2 separate regions of the Homo sapiens genome follow, and region 1 is linked to region 2. A link is a loop called in an ENCODE intact Hi-C map of the cell type or tissue named here. Cell type or tissue: IMR-90. All regions are shown on one strand. Links, peaks and the distances in the headings refer to the core of each region. The heading gives the core; the rest is flanking DNA.

Region 1 (11,567 bases), core at 1,571-9,570, 80 kb after region 2:
CAGATTACTACTTCAGAAATTCTGTTAACTTAAATTTAAATGAAATTTGCAAAATCTTCTGAGGATAGTCAGATTAATCAAATTCTATTCAACTTAGGAAAAGACACCACATTCCATCCATTCACATATGGTTTCCTCATTTTATCACAACCGATACTTTCAAAATAATCTTAAAAAAAAGAAATTTGACCAGGTATAGTGGCTCACACCTATAATCCCAGCATTTTGGGAGGCCAAGACAGGCAGATCACTTGAGCTCAAGAGTTCAAGACCAGCCTGGGCAACATGGCAAAACCCCATCTCTTCTAAAAATACAAAAAATTAGCCAGGCATGGTGGTACATGCCTGTAATCCCAGCTACTCAGGAGGCTGAGGTGGGGGGATCAACTGATCCCAGAAGTCAAGCTTGCAGTGAGCCAAGATTGTACCACTGCACCCCAGCTTGGGTGACAGGAGTGTGACCTTGCCTTAAAAAAAAAAAAAAAAGAAATTTATGCTGGGTGCAGTGGCTCACGCCTGTAATCCCAACACTTTGGGAGGCCGAGCTGGGCAGATCACCTGAGGTCGGGAGCTCGAGACCAACCTGACCAACATGGAGAAACTCCATCTCTACTAAAAATATAAAATTAGCCGGGTGTGGTGGCACACGCCTGTAATCCCAGCTACTCGGGAGGCTGAGGCAGAAGAATCGCTTGAACCCGGGAGGCGGAGGTTGAGGTGAGCCGAGATCGTGCCATCGCACTCCAGTCTGAGCAACAAGAGCAAAAACTCTGTCTCAAAAAAAAAAAAAAAGAAAGAAAAAAGAAATTTCAAAACTACCAGAAATAATTTGACCTGAGAATTAGGCAGCCCCCAAAATAAAACCAAAATATCAACAAGCAACAAAAAATAACATATGAAATCCAATACTTCAGGAATAATATTTGAATGCTAATTGGACCTACAAAAGAAATATTAATCTAATGCTTGTCGAGTTTTAGACAAAGCCCATGGAAAGTTTAGCACCATTCATTCAGGTGTTTCTGAAAAACAACTGAACATCTTGAGAGAAGCAGAAAACTGTATGTGTTTTAAGTTATATTATCCTACAGCACTTCTGACAAAAGAAAACCACAAAAGCCAACTTTTGGACGTATTCATATTAATAAGATTCTATCCTAATATTCTAAAAGGTAAAAGTTGGAGATTTTTTTAATGAAAGATAATGGAAAGCAAAAAAATGCACAGTAAGAATTGTCTTAATTACTGGAAATGCAGGCACCTCTAATTTTCAATATCTAAGGCAGGGGTGTCCAATCTTTTGGCTTCCCTGGGCCACACTGGAAGAAGAATTGTCTTGGGCCACACATAAAATACACTAACACTAACACTAAAGACAGCTAATGAGCTAAAAATAAGTAAATAATAAATAAATCACAAAAAAATCTTGTAATGTTCTAAGAAAATTTACAAATTTGTGTTGGGCTGCATTCAAAGCCATTCTGGGCCACATGCAGCCCATGGGCCATAGGTTGGACAAGCTTGATTTAAGGTTTCAGAAATACAATCATCCTAGAAAGCATCTTCAGCATGATTCAGTTTTGCTTTCTCTGAGCTCATTTATTCATTTCCCTTGCCAGTTCATTCATTTCTGATGACCAAGCATAATCAGTGCTCACACCAAACACCAGGAGCGCCATTTCCTGGTTTTAAAAAAAGGGTAAACACAAGGGTCTATATCATGCTGAACACTGGGTGAGGGGGTCCAGGGGGCTGTTACAGAGAGAATCATGTTGTTTATTTTTTCTCTTTCAGGAATTCACTGAAACAAACAAAAAACAAAATAGTAAACTAGGCAAAGTGACAATGTAGATGAGATACCATTATACCTGCAAAACAACCCAAAAAGTAAATGTCTTTTCAGTAAAAGAATGCCACTACTTTCAACCTTACTTCCTATCCTTGGCACTTCAGCTTAACATGTGTCTAGAACCAGACTACCCACCTATATATTTCATGGACTATTAAAATATTTGAATGTATGTGTCTGCTATCCAAAATTAACTAATGGTAAGCAAAAAATAATAATTACTATAATTAATTTGTTAATAATAGTCATCACTATCTTTCCCCTTCTCTAGGCTTGGGTATTTACTTTTGTATTTTAATCTAGTTTCTCTCTCCTTAAGGCAAGAGGACCACTTGAAGCCAGGGGTTCAAGACCAGCCTCAGCAGCATAGTGAGACCCCATCTTTAAAAAAAAACTTAAAAAATTCGCTGGTCCTAGTGGCACACACCAGTAGTCCAAGCTACTCAGGAGGCTGAGGTGGGAGGCTCACCTGAGCCCGGAGTTTGGGGTTACAGTGAGCTATGATTGCACCACTGCTCTCCAGCCTGTGCAACAGAGCAAGACCCTGACCCACAAAAAAAAAAAAAAAAAAAAAAAGGAAATGTATCCCAAGAATATAAGGTTAGCTTAATCTCCAAAAATCAATATAATAACTACTATCATAAAGGACAAAATCACATGATCATCTCAATAGAAAAAGCATTTCCCAAAATCCAATATCCATTCATGACTGTTGATTTGTTAAAGAAAAGATGTTAAATGATATCAAGAACAATACAGTATGTGTGTCTCAATGGAGACACAATGAGGAAGCTAAGGCAAAATACATGAAACGAAAGAAGTTTATTACTCATAGGTCCCAGAGAGGTTAGAGTGCCAAACAGAGACAGACAGGAGGTCCTGAGACAGGAGAGGGAAGGAGCAGGAGGGAGAGGGAGAAAGAAGAACTGTGGAACTACACCTTTAAGGGACATTATTCCTTATGCTTTCCTTCTTGTGAATTGGTTAAAGAAAACAAATGTGAATGGGAACTTATTCACATGACTTCTGAGGCTGACCATTAGGTTTTACTGTGATCGGCAGCTCATGGTGTGTTGCATTTTGGGTCAGTGAGATGAGGCACAAGTAGGCCATATTGCAAACAACTGCAGGGAGGGGAAGTTCTAACTAGGCCAAAGGTGACAGGGCATGACTGAATTACGAACAATTTATGTTAGGCCTAAAATGAATGCTAAGGTAGCAACTTTATTAAACTTATCACAGTGATTAAAAACTCCTAGACTTAGAAGAAAAATTTTTCAACCTGGTAAGTCGTCTACAAGAAAACAACTAAAATCACACTTAATGTTGAAGGACTGAATGCTTTCCCCCTGAAATCAGGAACAAGGGAGGAATATCTAATCTTATAATTTCTACGCAATATTCTAAAGGAAGTTCTATCCAGTGCAATAAGGCAGGAGGAAAGAAAAGAAGGGGGGAAAGGAGGAGAAAGTATCTAGATTGGAAAAGAGGTAAAATTGTCTTGCTAGTCAATTTCATGATTACCACATTTTATGATCCTATACATAAAAAAAAGTCTAAGGAATCCACAATAAAACTACTAGAATTAAAAGACAAATTCAACAAAGTCACATGATACAAATTAATATAAAGAAATCAACTGTAGTGACTACAAAGAGGAAACCTAAGGGAGTTCCTCTGTGCTGATGGAACAGTTCTGTAACTTGATGTGGTAGTGATTACATGAACCTATACACATGATTAAATTGCACAGAACACACAACTGAGTGCATGTATAAACTAGTGAAATCTGAATAAGGTCTGCAGATTGTACCAATGTCAATTTCCTGGTTTTGATTTTTTTTTTTCCACAAATAGGACTTTTTACTTGCCATTATTATAAGTCTGAACTTTAAACAGATTCTTGGACTGGTGGTTCATATCCATCAGCTCATTCAACTTTAGCACCTGTCTTGCTCCCAGTGGCTTTTCCAGAACTACTGCCTTCACCATGAAGCTCCATGAGTTTTCCCAATTCAAACTTGGGCTTCTTCAGCATTTTTACTTTTCTAACGAAGACATCATGGAGAGGATAAATGGATTGGCAAGTCTTTTCTATGTCTTTTCCAATGCTGTCTGGAATCAATTTATTGACCACTTCTTTCAAGTCATTTTTCTGCACCTCCCGGGTCTTGATTTCCATCATATTCTTCCGGATTTGGCGGACCTGTTGGTGCTGAGCATAAAAGGTTTTCCATATCGGATTGTTACATTGTTTTTAGGAAAACCAACACAGAACAGACAAAGCAAGTAACCATCGGTAGTCCTGACATCAACATGAGCTTTAATCACTGTCTGCCATTTTTTGACCATGGAACACATTTTGTCACAGGTAAGATCCATGCCAAGGAAGTTAGGAAGTTTTTGCCCTGAACATCTTCAGTAATCAGCTTGAATTTTCTAAATGCAATCTCATCTTTCTGCAAATCAGCAAGACTCACTTCAAACACATGACCCTTGAGGCCATCAGATGCAATTTTGTTTCCTTGGGTCCTGGTGACTAGCATCTTTCCAATATTCCTTATATTGAACACAGAAGGTGCTTTCACATCATACCACTCTTTCTTAGAAAATGGATCAACCACTTTCTTCTTGGCTCCCTTTTTGCCTCCTTTCGTAAGGCGTTTGTTCTTGCCAACAGCCATGGTGCTGCTCAGAGAGCCAAAAGGGCGGTTTTGATATTATACTATAGTTACGTAGGATGTTACCACTGGAGGAAGCTGGGTAAAGAATACATAGAACCTCTGTGAACTATTTTTGCATTTCCAATGAGTCTATTATTGTTCCACAATAAAGTTATTTTTAAAGTTAACTGTAATTCTACATACTAACAACAAACTATGAAAAATGAATATGATCTTCAGATGACTCTTCTCTGAAAACTTGGGAACCACTGACTTAGACCTTTTTTGAGATAGTAAGTACATAAGTTACATAAGCACATGATGTACCACACTCCAAACTATATCTCAGTGAAGTTCCTAAACATTACAATCTCCTGGCTATCATTTAAAATATTCAAAGCCCACGTACCACTTCAGACCACTGCAATTTCTGAGGCTAGGTCAAAGGCCTCAGTACTTCTGAAATTCCCCACGTAAACCACTACTGTATGATGCAACAATTCTCAAATTTATGTTCCAGGACCTCTTACAGTTCAAGACCCCAAAGAAGAGTAAAAATAGAAAAGGAAAAAAAAAGAAAGTAATGAAACAGGAGTGGCTTGAACCCAGGAAAGAAACAAAAGAAAGAAAAAGTCATAGTAGAGAAGGAATTAAGATGTCCAAGGGAGAATAATAGATTCAAATGAAAATTTTACAAAGGGCATTGAGGAAAAGTAGAAAAACAACCATAAGAAAGTGAAATTTAAAAAGAAGTATAAAGGGTCAAAGTTGAAGTGAATAAAACAAATTAGGCAAAGAGGGTCAAATATTTATATAATTAGAAATACATATACCTCCAAGATACATATACATCAAACTCTGGAAGAAGATATTCAAAACACTAAAACAGAATATTTAAAATAATACTCTAAAAAAACTTCCTGAAAATAAAAGACCTGAATCTACACATTTTAAGAGCCAACTGGGGAAAACTGACCAAGAACAAACTACCCCAAAAATGTAACCTAGTAAACTATTAGACTTTACGCATATGAAAGATATCTTCGAGGCCTCCATGCTAAAAGATATCACAGAATGATATCAGAGAATGAATCAGCCTGGCATCAGACTTAGCAAAGCAACATAAAAAGCAAGACTAGTAGAAAATCATTCTAGAACCTGTCTCAAATAAATAAATACTAAAAATAAGAAAAGAAGCTCAGTAAAAAGGATTGTATATCAAGCCTACCTGTCCTTCAACTAACGAGGCTAATAAAAAAACTTTGAACAAGCAAGAACTCATAAAATACTTACACATGTATCTTTCCTGAGGGTTCTAATCCCTTTCTCAACCCAGGTTCATCATCTGGACCACAGGCTAACTATGTTCTCAGTTCTGCCAAGAACATTATACAACTAATAGAATCCTAGATGCACAGGAGAGACACTGACACATTACATTCAATGGAACATCCGGGCTTGAGCTCCATCTAAACAAGGGATGACTAAAGAAACGTAAGCAAAAGGACTGGTCACAAAGTAAGCATTTTATGTATTTAACTGTAGAACTAAGAATAAAAACAAGACAGAAAAATGATACATAAACTGTATATGTCCTGAAAAGATTTGAAAATGCAACTGAAATAATGGGAGGAAAGGGAAGAGAAAAAGGAAAGAAAAAAAAGCCATACAATCATAGGTGATTGTATCGTGAACAGATGAGAAGGAAAAGATGCCTTATAAAAGTAGCATACAAGACAGTAAAAAGATAGGTTAAAAATAAGAAGGGGTTGGCCAAGCACGGTGGCTCACGCCTGTAATCCCAGCGCTGTGGGAGGCCAAGGTGGGCGGATCACAAGGTCAGGAGATCGAGACCATCCTGGCTAACACAGTGTAACCCCGTCTCTAGTAAAAATACAAAAAATTAGCCGGGCGTGGTGGCAGGTGCCTGTAGTCCCAGCTACTCCAGAGGCTGAGGCAGGACAATGGTGTGAACCCAGGAGGTGCAGCTTGCAGTGAGCCGAGATCGCACCACTGCACTCCAGCCTGGGTGACACAGCGAGACTCCATCTCAAAAAAAAAAAAAAGAAGGGGTTAAGGTACTACAAAAGTACGAATTCAATGGTACTATTAGAAGAAAAACTTAGTCCCACCTTCCTGATATCAAAAGAATTTTTTAAATTAAGAAAAACACATCAAACAATAAATGAACAGAGTAAATATACCAAAATACAGACAGTAATTTAACACAATGACAGAACTGAGAACAAACCTATCAGTTATAACAATTAATATGAATCAGCTTAACTTGCTTATTAAAAGAAAGATATTTTCAAATTTGCTTAGAAAGCAAAGACTATGCTGTATATAAAAGACATACTTAAAATGCAGTGATTCAAAAAGGCTAAAAATAAAGGAACAAAAATTTACCAGGTGAATAAAAATAATCAGACAAAAAAAAAATCAAGACAAAAGTTATCTGAATAGTCCTAACTACTTTTAAATACTAAAAGTTAATTTCACAATGCAGAATACATTATTAATCTCTATGAACTAAATAACAAATTATGCCTGATCCAAGAGTAAATAAATAGAAACACACCATAAATAAAACACACTACTTGATACAAAGCAGAGCATAGGAAAAAAAAGATATAAATGATTTCAACAATATAACCAACAAAGTAGTTGTTCTGTATATATAGAGAGAGAGACAGCACTCCACTCTGGTAACAGAGAATATAGCTTCTTGAACACTCACAGAAAATTATATGTTAAGGCACAAAGAAATCATTACTATGTTCATAAAATGGAAATATCACAAAAAATATCCTCTGATCACAGTGCAAAAACAAAACTAGAAATACAAAACACTGAAAATGATACAAATACTGTAAGGAGAGGTGGACAAATGAACAGTGGTACAGTTATACAATGGAAAATTATACAGCAAAAATAACAGATGAATTTAACAAAACTTGTTGAATGAAAGATTTAAAAACAAAACTACATAATAATGATTTATTTCTGTAAAGTTCAAAAGCAGACAAAACTCAATATTAGAAGTCAACTTAGTGGTTACCTTTGGAGAGGGGTGGGCATGAGATGAAGGGAATGTGAGGGCCTTCTGAAGTTCTGGGAATGGTCTGAGTACTGGTTTCATGGATGAATTCATTTTGTGAAAATTCAACTATACTTCTGATGTAGACTTTTCTGTATTCATATCAGTAAAATATACAAAAATAATAATACTAGTAATTAAATCAAGGAAAATAAAACTAGAAATTAAGAACAAAAAAGCCTTTCCACCTAAAAATTTATACAACTCTTGGGTGAAAAGGGATATACAAACAAATGACTGAATTTCTGAGAGATAATGAGAACCTATACATCAGAGTCCATAGAACACATTTAAAGTAGTAATCAAGGAAACAAAAGCAAAAATAAACAAATGGGATTGCATCAAATTAAAAAGCTTCTGCACAGCAAAGGATAAAATGAACTGTGCACTTAAAAATGGTTAAAACCATAAACTTAATGTTATGTATATTTTACCTCAAAAAAAACTGAAATAAAGCACAATCTAAGTTTATCAAGGAAAAATGAGCAAATGCACAAATACAAAAAAGATAAAATATATTAATCACAGGAAAGTACTCTGTACACCTCTATGGAAATGAATTTAAAAGCCTAGATGAAATGGATAATTTCATAGGAAAACAGAGTTTACCCAAATGGACACCCATAGAGATAGAAAGCTTAGGCCAACTAAATTCCATAGAAGAACTGAAAAAAGTTATCAAACTACCCTCCCCCAAAAAACCCAGATGATATCAAGAGGCAAGTCTATCAAACCTATACAAACCAGATAATCCCAATATTACATCAATTTTTTTAAACATGAAAAAATATTGCCAAATCCTTTTTTATAAATCAAGTGTAATATTAATAACTGAACCTGACTGTGATCACACAAAATAGGAACATTACAAACCAATATCACATATGAATATTAATGCCAAATTCTGAAATAAAATATTAACAGACTCCAACACCACATTAAGAGTTTATACCAGGCCAGGCGCGGTGGCTCCCGCCTGTAATCCCAGCACTTTGGGAGGCTGAGGCAGGCGGATCACTTGAAGTCAGGAGTTCATGATCAGCCTGGCCAACATGGTGAAACCCCATCTCTACTAAAAATACAAAAATTAGCCCAGCATGGTGGTACGTGCCTATAGTCTCAGCTACTCGGCAGAATCGCTTGAATCTGGGAGGCCGAGGTTGCAGTGAGCCGAGATCGTGCCACTGTACTCCAGCCTGGGCGACAGAGCAAAACTCCACCTCAAAAAAGGAGTTTATACCAGGAATGCAATAATGATTCCGATTAGGAAATCTAGTAATATAATTCACCATATTCATAAGTCTAACAAGAAAGTCATATAATTGCCTCCACAGGAGGCCAAAAAAGCCCTCAACAAAATTCAGTATTCATTCCTAATATATATATAGAATAAATAGGAGTAGACGCATACTTTCTTAACATAACTTAAGACAGAACAAGAATGAATTAGTGTAAGAGCATGTGCATGCACGCACATACACACGGTGAGTGCAAGTGCCAACATCCTAAAGGGCAAATTCTACACACATTCTCATTAAGGTCAGGAACCAGATACGAATGCCCACTACCTTTTCCACTATTTAACATTTTTCTGAAGGTATTCACCAAGGCAATTAGACAACAGAAAACAATTAAAGGCACAAACAATGGAAAAAAAGAACAACAACTCTCTAGTGGTTGATGACATGTTAGTAAACCTGAAAAACTCCAGGAATCAATGACAAAATTAACTCAAACAATTAAAGAATTAAGCAAGGTAGCAAGATATAAAGTAAACAAACTAGTCTTCACATACACAAAGAATAACCAGTTAGAATGTAAAATGGAACAGAAAGTCCCATTTATAACAGCAACAAAATACTCAGGAATAAACAATAAGAAATGTTCAAAACCTATACAAAGAAATCTATAAATTTATACACATCTGAAAGGCACATGAAAGCAGACGAACATTCGACTGTTCTTGGCTAAGACATCACAACTTCATCAGGTTGTCAGAGTTGATTTGTAAATATAAAGCAATTCCAATAAAAATTACACAGCTTTTTAATGGAGCTCAACAAATTGATGCTGAAGTTCATGTGGAAAAGCAAACACAAAAGACCAGCTCAGTAAATGTGCAAGGGAGGAGCTAAGAGGGAGAAATGCCCTTTCCAAATATTAAAACAAAGCCTCATGATTAAAATTGTGTGAATAGCATATGAACAGACAGAACAACAGAATGGAATGGAACGCCCAAAAATAGACCCAGCTACATACAGAAATCTAATATACAGCAATGGTGGCATCACTAATAACTGGGTAAAGATGAACTTTATAAATGGTGTTGGTACAACTCAATCACTATTCAGAAGAAGACAAAATCAGATCTATTCCTCACACCATATATATCAGAATAAATTTGTAGCGTATCATAAATCTAAATGTAAAAAATGAAAACTACTCAAGTACTAGAATAAAATATTGGTGAATCCCTCTATAAATAATCTGACCTTGACTCAAAACCCATGCCCAATTCAATTAAAGAAAAGCTTGATAAATCTGACTACATGAAGATATTTTCATGGGGAAAAAAATCAGAAAAGTCAAAACTAGGAGAAATATTGTAACATATATCAAAGGAATATTATTCCTAAGGCAAAGAAAAACTTTTAAAAAATGAACAGAAAAGGTGCAAAAATTCTATAGAAAAAAGGGCAATAGACAATTCTCAAAATAATATAAAAATTTCCCTTGAACATAAAAGATCCTCAACTTTAGTCATAATAAAGAAAATAAATATAATTAAACTACACAAAGATTTTTCACCTATTAGATTGGCAAAAATTTGAAAGCTTCACAATATCCTCTAACTAGCAGGCTATAAAGAAACGGGCACTCACACACTGCTCAGAGTAATGCAAAATGGTACAATCTCTATGAAGGGGAATTCAGCAGCGTCTAACAAGATTACATATACATTTATCCTTCAACCCAGAAATCCAAATTTGAGGACTTTATTCCCAAATTAAACCTCCTGCAATATAAAAATACATACACAAGGTTATTCATAGCCACATTATTTGTACTGTAATTGCAAAATATTGGAAGCTACCTAAATGTCCAAACACAGAAGACTGGTAACGAAACTGCATCATATTCACACTATGTGAACAGCACTATACAGCTATAACATTATGAGGAAGAGCTCTGGAATCTGATAAAGAGTAATTAATTTCTAGAGTATATTTTAAGTGAAAAAAAGCAAAGTGCAACAGAATTTAAACAGTATGCCACCTTCTGTTTTTGAAAAAAAGGTAAATAAGAAAACATACATGTATACTGTCTTAAAAGAAACTAGAAAAGTGAGGCTGGTTATTTACAAGAGGGAGAAAGGACACAGTCAAAGGGATATGAGAGGGAGTGACACTTCTCTGAAACTACGGTTTTTGTAGTTTTGTATTAGATTATGTTAAAAAGAAAATCAAATCAACAAGGACCCTAAAACAAATGATCAAGGTGTAATTTTTTGTTTTTTTGAGACGCAGTTTTGCTCTTGTCCCCCAGGCTGCAGTGCAGTGGCAGGATCTCAGCTCACTGCAACCTCCACCTCCCAGGTTCAAGCGATTCTCCTGCCTCAGCCTCCCACGTAGCTGGAATTACAGGCGCCTGCCACGACACCCGGCTAATTTTTTTGTAATTTTAGTAGAGATGGGGTTTCACCACATTGGCCAGGCTGGTCTCAAACTCCTGACCTCAAGTGATCCGCCCACCTTGGCCTCCCAAAGTGCTGGGATTAAAGGCATGAGCCACCGCGCCCGGCTGATCAAGGTATAATTTAAATGAATAACAAAACCACATTTAAGGAAAAACTTGTCCATTTAATCTAAAGTTAAAAATGTATTAGCATAAATGAATATCTTGTTAAAAATCTTTACCGCCTGTAGGATATTTTAGGATGTTCTCTTTTTCATGG
Region 2 (11,567 bases), core at 1,123-9,122:
CATTCTGGAGATCTGCTGCACAGCCATGTGTACACAGTGGTTAACATTACTTGCTACAGCGTGGATGCTGGTTGCCTCCAAATCTCATGTTGAAATGTGATCCCCAATGTTGGAGGTGGGACATGATAGAATTTGTTTGGATCACAAGGGTGGATCCCTCGTGAATAGACTAATGCCCTCCCTGGGTGAGCGAGTTTTTGCTCTAGTAGTTCCTGTGAGAGCTGGCTGTTAAAAAGAGCCTGGCGGCACCTCCCACTCCTTGTTTCCTCTCTCTCTCCATGTGACCTCTGCACACACAGCTCCCCTTCACCTTCCTTCATGAGCGGAAACTTTCTGAGGCCTCACCAGAAGCAGATGCTCGTGCTATGCTTCTTGTACAGCCTGCACAATCATCAGCTAAATAAACTTCTTTTCTTTCTAAGTTACCCAGCCTTTACAGCAACACACAAAGACGCTACTGGACTGTCCACTTAAAAACTGTTAAGGTAAATTTAATGTTATGTAAATTTTATCACAGTTTTTTTTAAAAACCTGGAGAAGAAAATCATAAAAATCTAGAATTCTGCACTGAAAAACCCTCCCTCTTCCCCTGCTCCTCACCCTACACTCTTACTCTCCTCCCTTCGCAGCAAAGCTTCCCCAGAGTACCCCATGCTGCTCTGTCCTCGCCCCTTTCCCCATTCTGCCCAACCCCACGCCAGTCCTGTTTTTGCCCTATCACTCTATGAAAGGGCTGACCCAACTCAGCAGACCATTTCTCCCTGCTAAGTCAAGGGCCAGTTCTCAGGCCTCATCCATCCGGCCTCTCTCTGGCATGGCCCAGTGCTGACCATGATGCCCAGGCCAAGCCTGCCTGCCAAGAGCCTGCAGGTGCCCTCCTGCCTCGTGGGCCCTCTGCTCCCTCTGCTGCTTCCTCCCTCCCCAGACTCAAAATTCCACAGGAGTCCAGGGCTCGAGGTCTTGGCTTTTTCTTTTTATTTAACAAAAGTTCTTTTTGCTAAAAAAAAAAAAAAAAAAAAAAAAAAAAAAAAAAACCAAACAAAAAACAAAAGCTAATTACTTCTGCTTCTAAACCTAGTGTTTTAATATTTCCAAAAACTCCACTTTTAAAAGCTACTGACACAGAAAAAAAGATCTGTGTTAAATATTCCAACCTCTTCTCTTTTCCATCAACATTCATTTAGGCATCTCATCCGGTCTAATGGCTGTAAACACTTCCTCTATGCTGATGATTCCTAAATTTCTACCTCCAGATGGGCCTCTTCCTGAGATCCTGATGCATGTATCAAACTCCTTACTGACAGCATCACTGGGTGTCTAATAACTGAAACATAACTTGCCCTGAATGGAGTCCTAATACCCCCTCATAAGCCTGCTTCTCTCCCATCTTCCCCTCTTGGAAGAGCCAGCTCCATTCTTCCCGTTGCTCCAGTCACAGACTTTAGGGTCATCCTTGCCATCTCTCAATCACTCACACTCCACACTGGCTCTCCAGCAAACTGTCATACACATCCATTTTCAGAATATATCCAGGGTCTGACTGCTCTGCACGCACCACCTGCCCTGATCCTACCCTGTCCCAAGGCATAATCACCACTCACCTCGACCTCCCTAACCGCCAAGGGATTGGTCTTCCAGCAACCTTGCCTCCATCCACGCCCCTGCTCAGTTCACTCTCAACCGAGCAGCCCCAGTCATCTTGTCCAAACCAGTCTCAGATCCTGTTACTCCTCTGAGTGTTCAAATCCATTCCATGCCTTGCCAATTCACTCAGAATAAAAGCTAAAGGCCAGATGACCACTTATAAGCTCCTACACGACCTAGCTCCGTTCACCTTTGGGCCTCATCTCCTATTAACCTCTCGCTTGTATGTCCCACTCCAACTACCCTGGCTTCCTCACTGTTTCTCAGACATACCCAAGCATCCCCCTTCTCCCCAGGCCTTTGCATTTCCAGTTCCTTCTGCGTAGACCACTTCTGCTCCAGAAACTCACATGGTTTGCTCCCTCACTTCCTCTAGCTCTACACCCAAATGTCACCTTCTAAGTGAGGCTTTCCTAGCAGCCCTGGCTAAATGCCATCACCTCATCACACATGTGATCACACACCCCTCTTATCCCTGCTCTGCTGTATTTTCCTGACTAGCACTAATCACCAAGTAATAAATTATGCACTTGTATGTATTCATCTTGTTTCTCATCTGTCTCCCACCACTAGAACATATGATCCACAAAGACAAGGATTCCCCTTAGCTCTGTGTACTGCTATATCAGTCTCCAATGTCTAGAGCATGCCTGGCTTATAGTAGGTACTCAGAAAAGATTTCGGAATAAGTGAACAAAAACATAAGAACTGAGTCCTGGCTAACTCAGGATGTAGACTGGGCTCTGTAAGAGCATTTGACCCCCTCTGTGCTCCACAATGCCCTAAGCTGACCTGGATCACAGGACTCGTCAGGGAACTCTAATCTTGCCTTCATTCATCTAAGCTCTAGGAGAGTTGGAGTTCTGCCTTTCACCTCTGCACTGCTTGTGCTCAGCCAGTGCTCAACAACTATCAGCTGAATGAAAAACACATGATCTATGCCAGTGTTTCTTGTTAACAAGCACAAAGCCAACAAATGCTTCCTGCTCAAGGCAGGCTGGGCAATGAGGAGCTAGAAGGATTAAACATGTTTCTATGCCTTGGGGTGTCTTAAAGTCATTAATAAGCTAATGTGCACTGGCAATCTGCAAGAGAAGCATCTAACATATCATGTTCTCATAGTGACTGGGCCTGGAAACGCCTAATAACATCTTTCAGAACTACTGTTTTATAGAATCCATTTGGTGAAATGCTGGGTGTTTTGTAGATGAGCACCACGTTCCAAATGCTTCATATTCAAGTCTATCAGTTCTTTATTTCTGAATGTCTGACATAGTCACAAAATGAAACCAATTATTGTGTTTCTGCTTGACCATTCATAGTTTAAAATAAATTTATATATACACACATACTCCAGTCCAACTTTAAAAGCTCCCATCCCATCCCCTTCGGCTGTACAGAAAACTAATTAATAGGGACAGCATATACACCAAGACTATGGGAGTGTATACACAATAGCCTCTTGCAAAAGTGACAGCAATACTCTCAAAGCACACCAACTATTGTTGAGAACAACATCATGTACTCTCAGCTCGATGCTGCATAAGCAGAAAAGGACAAGCAACATTTGCTTCTAGGTCCGATGCCTAACCCTATTTGAAAAACATGCAACTGATACTACATTTCCACTCAGAAGTTCTCAATTTATAAAGGGACATAAAATTTAGAGACTTGCATAATTAATATTTTGCCAGCTGCTGAAAGCTGACAAGTGTCTGAAGAGAAAAAAATGGAAAGAGCTATATTTTCTGATGAATAAGAATAGTGTTATAATTACAATCTTCAGTTTTGCAAACAGCAAATGATTTGAAAAGCTGAATTCTACTCACTCTTTCAATAGCAAGTCCATTAATAGCTAAACTAATTCTGAATTATGGAGCACATTGAGGTAAATGCAATTTATTCATTCTTTGTTGACAAAGGTTCCACTTCTGGACTTATTAGTACCACATGAACTCATGTCCAAATACATCAGGTTGAGATAAATGCCTCTGTTAACTAAAGAAAAATCAGGCTTTTGAAGAATTAAAGTTAGCTTTATTTGTAAGTCTTACTGAGGAATGTAACCCGGGAGAGGCTTCTCAAGAGTTGTTATACTATTTTAAAGTAGTATTTTGGCCCACAGTTTATATATAAGTGATGGCGGCCCTGCCTGTGTCTAGCAGGTACATCAAATGTGTTTAGAAGTAACATTAGATACTTTTGCACCAACCTAATACAAGTTACAATAGAGTAAAATGTGAGGATACATCTGGTTACAGATGATAAAAGCAAAATCCTTAGACATTATCTTCTGTATTTGGAAAATGCAGTGATTTAGAACCTGCGCTCTACCCCGTGTATCATCTTTAGGGCATTCTTCCAGAGGGCTGCTCTCAGTCCTTGAGTCAGGCACTTTGTGAAGTTTTGTTGACAAGGGATTTTGTTGAAATTCTGCTGGCAAGCCAAGCGAACAAGCAAAGGGCTTCTTACTTTTGTTACTTTGTCTCACAAGTTCCCCCTTCTGGTCGTAATTCAACCCTCTGTTGTATATACAAGACCAGCAGTGATTGTATTATGTAGTTGGGAAGGCTCTTCTCTAGGAAAGTCCATAGTCTTTAGTCACAGTTGTCATAGTCATAAGGAATGAGTATCAGGTTTGGGGTGTATACTTGTCTATTTATTAGAAAACATGTTTTGGACTGTATTTATTTCTTTAATTAGTATGATCTCGTTTTTTTCTTGATGTAGTCTTTTTCTGTACCTAATCTATTTTAATGGGACTATTACAAGGAACTATAGATTATATATGGTAGTATTTATTTAAAATAAATAATTTTAAATACCATGAAAGTGAGTTACAGATCGGAGAAAACATAACTAACAAAATTGGGATATATTTGTATATTAACTGTACTTTTAAATTAAAAACTTTAATGGAAGTATTGACGATGAATTTTTGTTTGGGTTAGAATGATAAGACTTTTTTTTATTTCTTAGTATTGGGAAGGTTTATTACCAGGAAGTCATGTTTCTTGGTGGGGGAAAAACAATTTTGTTATTTATTGTAGGCTGGCCAGATTGTTAGTAATATGGGGTCAGTCACGACATGAAATTATATGTTATTTTTTGAATAATGAATTATTTTTAGTAACTGAGTGACAATTATTTTGGCCTTAGCCACTGATAAATAGTTTCTAAATTCTGGAGAGTTTCAGGTAAAGAGAATTTAGGTAAAGAGAGTTTTAAGTAAAGAGAGTTTAGGTAAAGAGAAAGGTAAATGTTTTCATTTGTTTATGAAACTACACTTTACTCAGTTGTTTTAAGACACGAATAGCTTAAAAGAAACTTTTTTTTACTTTGGAAAACAAAGTATAAAGAAAATCACTAATGTTTTGACTTTGTCTCACACCTCTAAATTGCCAAAGCATAAAAACTGTACGTGGATTTTCAGCTGTATTTAAAAGTAAAGATTTACTGGAAACAATCAAGGTATCTTGTATGAGTCCTTTCTGGGGAACAAAAGAGCAGTCATAACTAGGGCTTTCATAAATTTTAGCACACACACTGGAACCTAGATCTTGGTTTGACAAGATTTTGGCTTTTTGTACTCCACTAAAAGGAATCAAGCTTCTTGGAAAAATGACTCCAGGGCTGAGGGCAGAAAACCACATGAACCTAGAATGTATTGCTGTGCTAGAAAGAGTAAGGTACTCAAAGGACTTTACTTCCGAGATTGGTGGGGAGATGTCAAAAGGACACAGAAGCCTGTCTGAAAGGGCTCCCACCAGCCAAATGTGGAAAAACGTAAGGATCAAAATAAGTCAATGGATTATAAACCACAGAATAAAATAATCCATCAGTCCATACTGATATAAATGAGCAAGTAAATAAATAGGGAAATAAATGAAAGCATTTGCAGCAGAATGCTTACTAACTAATGTTGAAGAAATTATGGCATGACAAAAAAATCACCATTCTGCAACCACCACAGCAACTGTTTCTGTCAAGGATCATCAATGGATGCTGAGACTAGTGGGTTCATAGAAGGATGGGAAACAGAACATTTATATAGTCTCAAAGTGTCTCCCCATATGACACTTTTTAATCACATAGGGAAAAAAATCTTTGCATTACAGAAACTTGGGGTAATCAATCCACTGATGAAAGTCAATACCACCAGTTATGACACAAGCAGACACATGAGCTTCCTAATGAAACGCACAGGGGAGAACACATCATCACCGTGTGATATTTCTTTCAATATCTTAAATCCAGTCACGAGGAAACATTAGAAAATCCAGACCAACGGACATTCCATAACATAAATGCTGTTTCCCTTCTAAAGTGTCAAGGTCATAAAAGTGTCAAGGTCATAAAAGTGTCAAGGTCATAAAAGTCACAGAAAGACTGAGGAACTATTTCAGATTAAAGGAGACAAAAAAGAGATCATTTTTAATATATATGCATACATGCATTTGTATGGTGGGAAAGTGGAAGAGAAGTCTGAGAAAAAGAAGAAATGTAAAACAAAATCTGGGAAATCTGGGTGAAAGTTTATGGAAATTCTTTGTACTGTTTTTGGTCTTTTTAAAGTCTAAAATCATTTCAAAATGAAAAGTTAAAAAAGAAACTTTATTATAGTATCTGTAATGTCAGTTCCTATTGAATTCCATAAAATAACAAGTCATAATATTGGGCTTAAAGTTTTTTCCTCTTTTTTAAACCTATTTTTTCTCCTATAAAAGCAACACATGCTTATTGTAAGAAATACAGAAAATACAGGAAAGTAAACGGTAGGAAAAATGGCCCAAAGTCCAATTAAAGACTCTACTGCTACCGTCCTGATTATAAAACTAACACATGCTCATGATAGAAAATTTGAAAAATTAAGAAAAACAGAAAGAAAAGTCAACCATAATTAACTATAATGAACTTTTAAAATACTTCTTTACAATATTCTAAGCATTTTAAGAACTTAGATAACAGACATTGATTATTAAGCATATTCATTTTTTCAGCAAATATTCAAGCATCGACTGTGTATCAGGCCTTGTCCTTGTTGCTTGAAGAAATATACTTGTGGACACAGCCCCTGTTCTCATGAAGGGTGTATTATGGTTGAGGAAAACAGACAATAAACAAGCAATATGTCTGGTGAAAATAAGTGCTATGGGGAAAATAAAGCAATATTTTTTATAGAGAACAGAGTGGAAGGAAGTGGGTGGTGGTATTTCAGTGGTCACAAAAGCCCTCTCTGATAGGATGGTATCAAGTGACTGAAGAGGGGGAAGATGAATATCTAGGGAAAGAACCTTCCAGGCTGAAGACAAATATGTGCTTGGTGTATGTCAGCAACATCAAGGAAGCCAGTGTGGCTAAAGGCTAGTGAGTGATGGGGAAAAGGGTAGAAGAAGAGGACAGAGAAATAGATGCCCTTCCCTTTGTGTTGGGGCGGGGGTCGGTGGGGAGTGACTGGAAATCCAACAGAAGGCAAGAGGCATAGTGACTTGGATCGGAATAGTGACATCAGGGCAGCTAACAGGCATACAGACTTGCTACACATTTTGAAGATGACTGACGTCATTTCACTATTGGACTGGATGTCTCTGATAGGAGAGAAAGAAGACAATCAAAAGCACTGTAAGAGGAGAGCTTCCACTTGCTAAGACAGATAGGGGATGGCTGGCAAAGAGAGAAAGAAATCATAAGTGAAATTTTAGACATGTGGGATTAGAGATACCTATTAGAAATCCAAGTGAAGACACCGAGTGGACAGTTGTACAGTTGTATATAAGTTTGAAACTAGGAGATAGGTCAGAACTGAAGACACACATTTGAACATCATCAGCATAAAGATGTTACTTTGAGCCATGGAACCTGATGAGGTCACTTAGTAAATGAGAACAGGCAGAGAAGAGCCAAGTGGGGAAGATCACTGAGGAGACAAAGCACAGCTTGGGAGGTAGGAAAAACACCAGAGTGAGGTGGCGGACCACTGTGCAGGTGAAGAGAGTTTCTCCAGAGGAGACAGTTATCTGTGAGTCGCATGCCAGTAACAGATGAAGTAAGAAGGCTGATCCTGGCCACTGGATTTTAGCAGCATGCGAGTCACTGGTCATGCCAATAAGCACAGTTTCAAAAGCGTTGAGTGTGATGAAATCTCAATGGGGACAACAAACAATGTGGGAAATAGAGGCCATGGAGATATGAATACATCCTTCAAGGAATCTTGCTGTGGGAGCAAGAAATGGGATGACAGGGAGAGGATGATCTGAAATTTACTCAAATTGGGAGACTTCTTTGCATATTTATACTTGATGAGAATGACACAGAAAGAGGGGGAAAAATAATACAGAGAAGAAAGAAGGTACATGTATCCTGGAAGCACCCTGAGGATATGGGATCCAGTGCTCCGTTGGAGGAGACAGCATGGATAGGAGCATGAACAGCCCATCCATTTAAGGGAGGGTGAACAGGACACGTGGATGCAGAGCCTATCAGCGTGCAATGTGTCAGAGGGAGACCTTTACTTCTGCTCTGATTGCTTTTCTTTTACCAGTGAAATAAGAAGCACAGTCATCAGCAGAGTGGGGAGGTGCGAGGTGGAAAGATATGAAATAGGCAACTAAGAGCACAAAAATTAATTAACACAGAGATTACAACGGGAATGCTGAGCAACACCAAGGGCCCTACCTAAGGCATGGGCTCATGATTTTAAACCTTTCTTCTTTTCTAACATAACATTTAAAGCTACAAATTTTTCTCTATACACTTCTTTAACAAAATCCCACAAATACAATGGCATTTTGTGTTCACTACCACATGGTTAGCAATAGTTTCTAACTTCCCTTTTGAGTTTTTCTTTGACCCAAGGATTATTTTTTAAATACTGTTTGATTTTCCAATATTTGAGCATTATCTAAAAAGATTATAATTATCTCATTATCATCACTCTCTGTATATTAATCTTTTAAAACTTACTATTTTATGGCCTACCAGATGTCCCGTTTTGGTGTATGTTTCACGGGAAATTAAAAGAATGTGTATTCTACAACTTGGGAGTTTGGTATACAAAGATGAATTAAGTCAGACTGGCTGGTATATTGTTCAAACCCCCTATATCCTTACACATTTTCTGTCCACTTGTTCTTTCAATTACTGAGCGGTACTTGTTAAAATCTCCAACTATGATTTTGAGTTTGCCTACTTCTCCCCTCAGTTCTATTTTTATTCCATGTAGTTTGCAGTCCTCTTGTTAGGTACATATACATTTAAAGCTCTGTGTTCTTGACTCTTTTATCACCATTAAAGGTCCTGGCTTATCTGTTTTATATTCTATTTTATCTGACATTCACAAAACCACACCAGCTTTCTTATAACTTGTGTTTGCAGGGCATATTTTTTCATTAACTTTCCTTAAATCAGTGTCTTCATCCTCAAAATGCATGTATTTTAGTCTCACTTTTTAATTTAACCTGATAATCTCTGCCTTTTAAGAGGAAGTTTAAAATGTTTCTATTTAAAGAAATTATTGATGTGGTTAGGATTCAATCTATCATCTGACTGTTTTCCATTTGGCCCTTCTGTTCCTTCTTCCTTTGTTCTTCCTTTCTTGCCTTCTGGGATAATCAAATCATTATTTTAGGATTTCATTTGATATCTATGTTATTCTTGATGGTTACTAGAAATTATACTATGTACCCTTAACTCATCTCTACTTTCAAATAACATAGTACTTCATAAACAATGTAAAACACAACAGTGTAAGTCTATTTATCACTTTCACACTCAGCATTTACTGTCACATATTTTACTGTCACATACATTATAAATGCCATAAATTTTAAACAGTTACTAGTCTTTTAAGCAGATACAGACCTAATTATTGATGACCTTTTCTATTTAATCCCATATTTACTTTGTCTGGACTCCTTGCAGATCCAGGTTTCCAAATGGTATCATTTCCCTGAAGCGTTAAGAATTTTTTGTAGTACAGGTTGCTGGAGGACTAATTCTCTGAGACTTTTGTCTGAACAAAATGTCTTTCATTTTTAAAAGATATTTTCACTGACTATAGAATTATAGAATGACAAGTTTCTTCCTTTTAGCACTTACCCACTGTTTTCTGGTCCAATGTTTCTGATGACAAGTCAGCTGTCATCCTTAACATTGTTCCCTTCTTTTACATGATGTATATTTTTCCTCTTTCTTCTTTTAAGATTTTCTCTTCATCTCTGTTCCTTTAGCAAAATTTTTGGTTTTTGGTTTTTGTTTTTTGTGTTTTTTTAGAGTCTTGCTCTGTTGCCTATGATGGAGTGCAGTGGTGCAATTTCAGCTCACTATAACTTCTGCCACCAGGATCAAGCCATTCTCATGCCTCAGCCTCCCAAGTAGCTGAGACTACAGGCATGCACCACTGTACCAGCCTAATTTTTGTATTTTTAGTAGAGTTGGGGTTTCATCATGTTGGCGAGGCTGCTCTCGAACTCCTGGCCTCAAGTAATCCACCTGCCTTGGCCTCCTTAGCAATTTTATTATGACGTGGTTTTCTTTATACTTTCAGGAATTTGCTGAGTTTCTTGTGTCTGTTAGTTGATATCTATCATCAATATTCAAAACTTATCTTCCATTACTACTTCTGCTCTATTCCTTCTCTTTTTCTCCTTTTGTTCTGAGATTCCAATTACGTATGTGTCAGACGATTTGATATGGTCCCATATTTTGAATGCTCTAAAATTTTGTTGTTGCTTTCTAAATTCATTTTCTCTTGTGAATCACTTTAAATAATTTCTATTAACTTATTTCCAAGTTCACCAATCACTTCTGCTGGGTCCTGTCTGCTATTAGGTCCATCAGATGAATTCTTTCTTTCTGATACTGTATTTTTCAGTTCTGGCATTTAAAAAAATGATTTCCATTTCTCTGCTGAAACTGCTATTTCCTCACACGTTGTTCATCTTTTGCAGTACATTCAATATATTTTTCTTGATTCTTAGAATTTCCATCTTTCTGACATTACCTATCAGTCCCTGCATGTTATCTACTTTTCCATTAGATCCCTCAGCATATTAATCATAGTTCTTTTAAATTCCTGGTCTGACAATTCCAACACTCCTCCCATATCTGAATCTTGTTCTGATGCTAGCTCTGTACCTTCAAACTGTGTTTTTTGCCTTTTAGTATGCTTTGTAATTTTCTGATGAAAACCAGACATGACAAACAAGGTGAAAGGAATCCCACTACACAGGCCTTTAATGCTGTGCTGGTAGGGTGTCGGGTGAGGGGCAGTGAAAAGGGAGTGTTATACAGTCCTATGACTGGGGTCTCAGTCTTCTAGTGAGCCTGGGGCCCTGGGTCTCACTCCCGCTTCCCCTCAGGTTAGGCAGGACGACCAGAAGGGACTGGAGTTGGGTATTTCCCTCCAACCAGGTCTGTTAAGCTCTGGTAAAATCTCAGTCTGTTAGGCTCTGTTGAAATAATTTCTTTTGAGGGCAGGCATGTTAAAAAGAGTCAAATGTTTTGGGCGCTTTTTTTCTGAGACAGTTTTACTCTGTTGCCCAGGCTGGAATGCAGTGGTGTGATCTCTGCTCACTGCAACCTCCGCCTGCTGGGTTCAAGCAATTCTCTGCCTCTCCCCCCGAGTAGCTGGGATTATAGGTGCCCACCACCACGCCTGGCTAATTTTTGTATTTTTTTAGAGAGACGGGGTTTCACCACCTTGGCCAGGCTGGTCTTGAACTCCTGACCTCATGATTCAGCCTCCCAAAGTGCCGGGATTACAGGTGTGAGCCACCGTGCCCAGATGTTTTGGGCTTGTTTTAAAGTCCATTCCCCTCTCCTGAATGGACGAACAAAGAGATTTTTCTCCAATCTTCAATGTAAGAACCTGGTAAGGTTGCTGGCAGAAAAACACACAAGTGTGGAAGCCCCTCTGACTGGGC

The links. A loop is a pair of places that touch in the nucleus more often than their neighbours do. Peaks named below come from ENCODE experiments on the same cell type or tissue, not always from the same donor. Only the 100,000 strongest peaks of a DNase experiment are listed, where the experiment ranks them.
Region 1: it touches region 2 in a loop (2.0-fold over the local background); 1 of 110 quality-filtered maps calls a loop at or near these places.

Annotation. Positions count from the first base shown.
Region 1 is chr13:26,569,852-26,581,418 of GRCh38, reverse strand. The region is part of intron 1 of WASF3 (WASP family member 3); the gene reads right to left. It also overlaps the pseudogene RPS3AP44. Among named protein-coding and RNA genes, the nearest start is that of WASF3, 18 kb to the right of the region's middle. In IMR-90, for the core only: no CTCF peak of the experiment used is centred there; a DNase peak (open chromatin) is centred at 5,968; H3K27ac peaks cover 336 bases.
Region 2 is chr13:26,649,662-26,661,228 of GRCh38, reverse strand. The region is part of intron 3 of WASF3 (WASP family member 3); the gene reads right to left. Among named protein-coding and RNA genes, the nearest start is that of WASF3, 98 kb to the right of the region's middle. RefSeq lists an enhancer at 2,178-2,772. In IMR-90, for the core only: a CTCF peak has its summit at 4,141 (motif pointing left); DNase peaks (open chromatin) are centred at 4,148 and 7,728.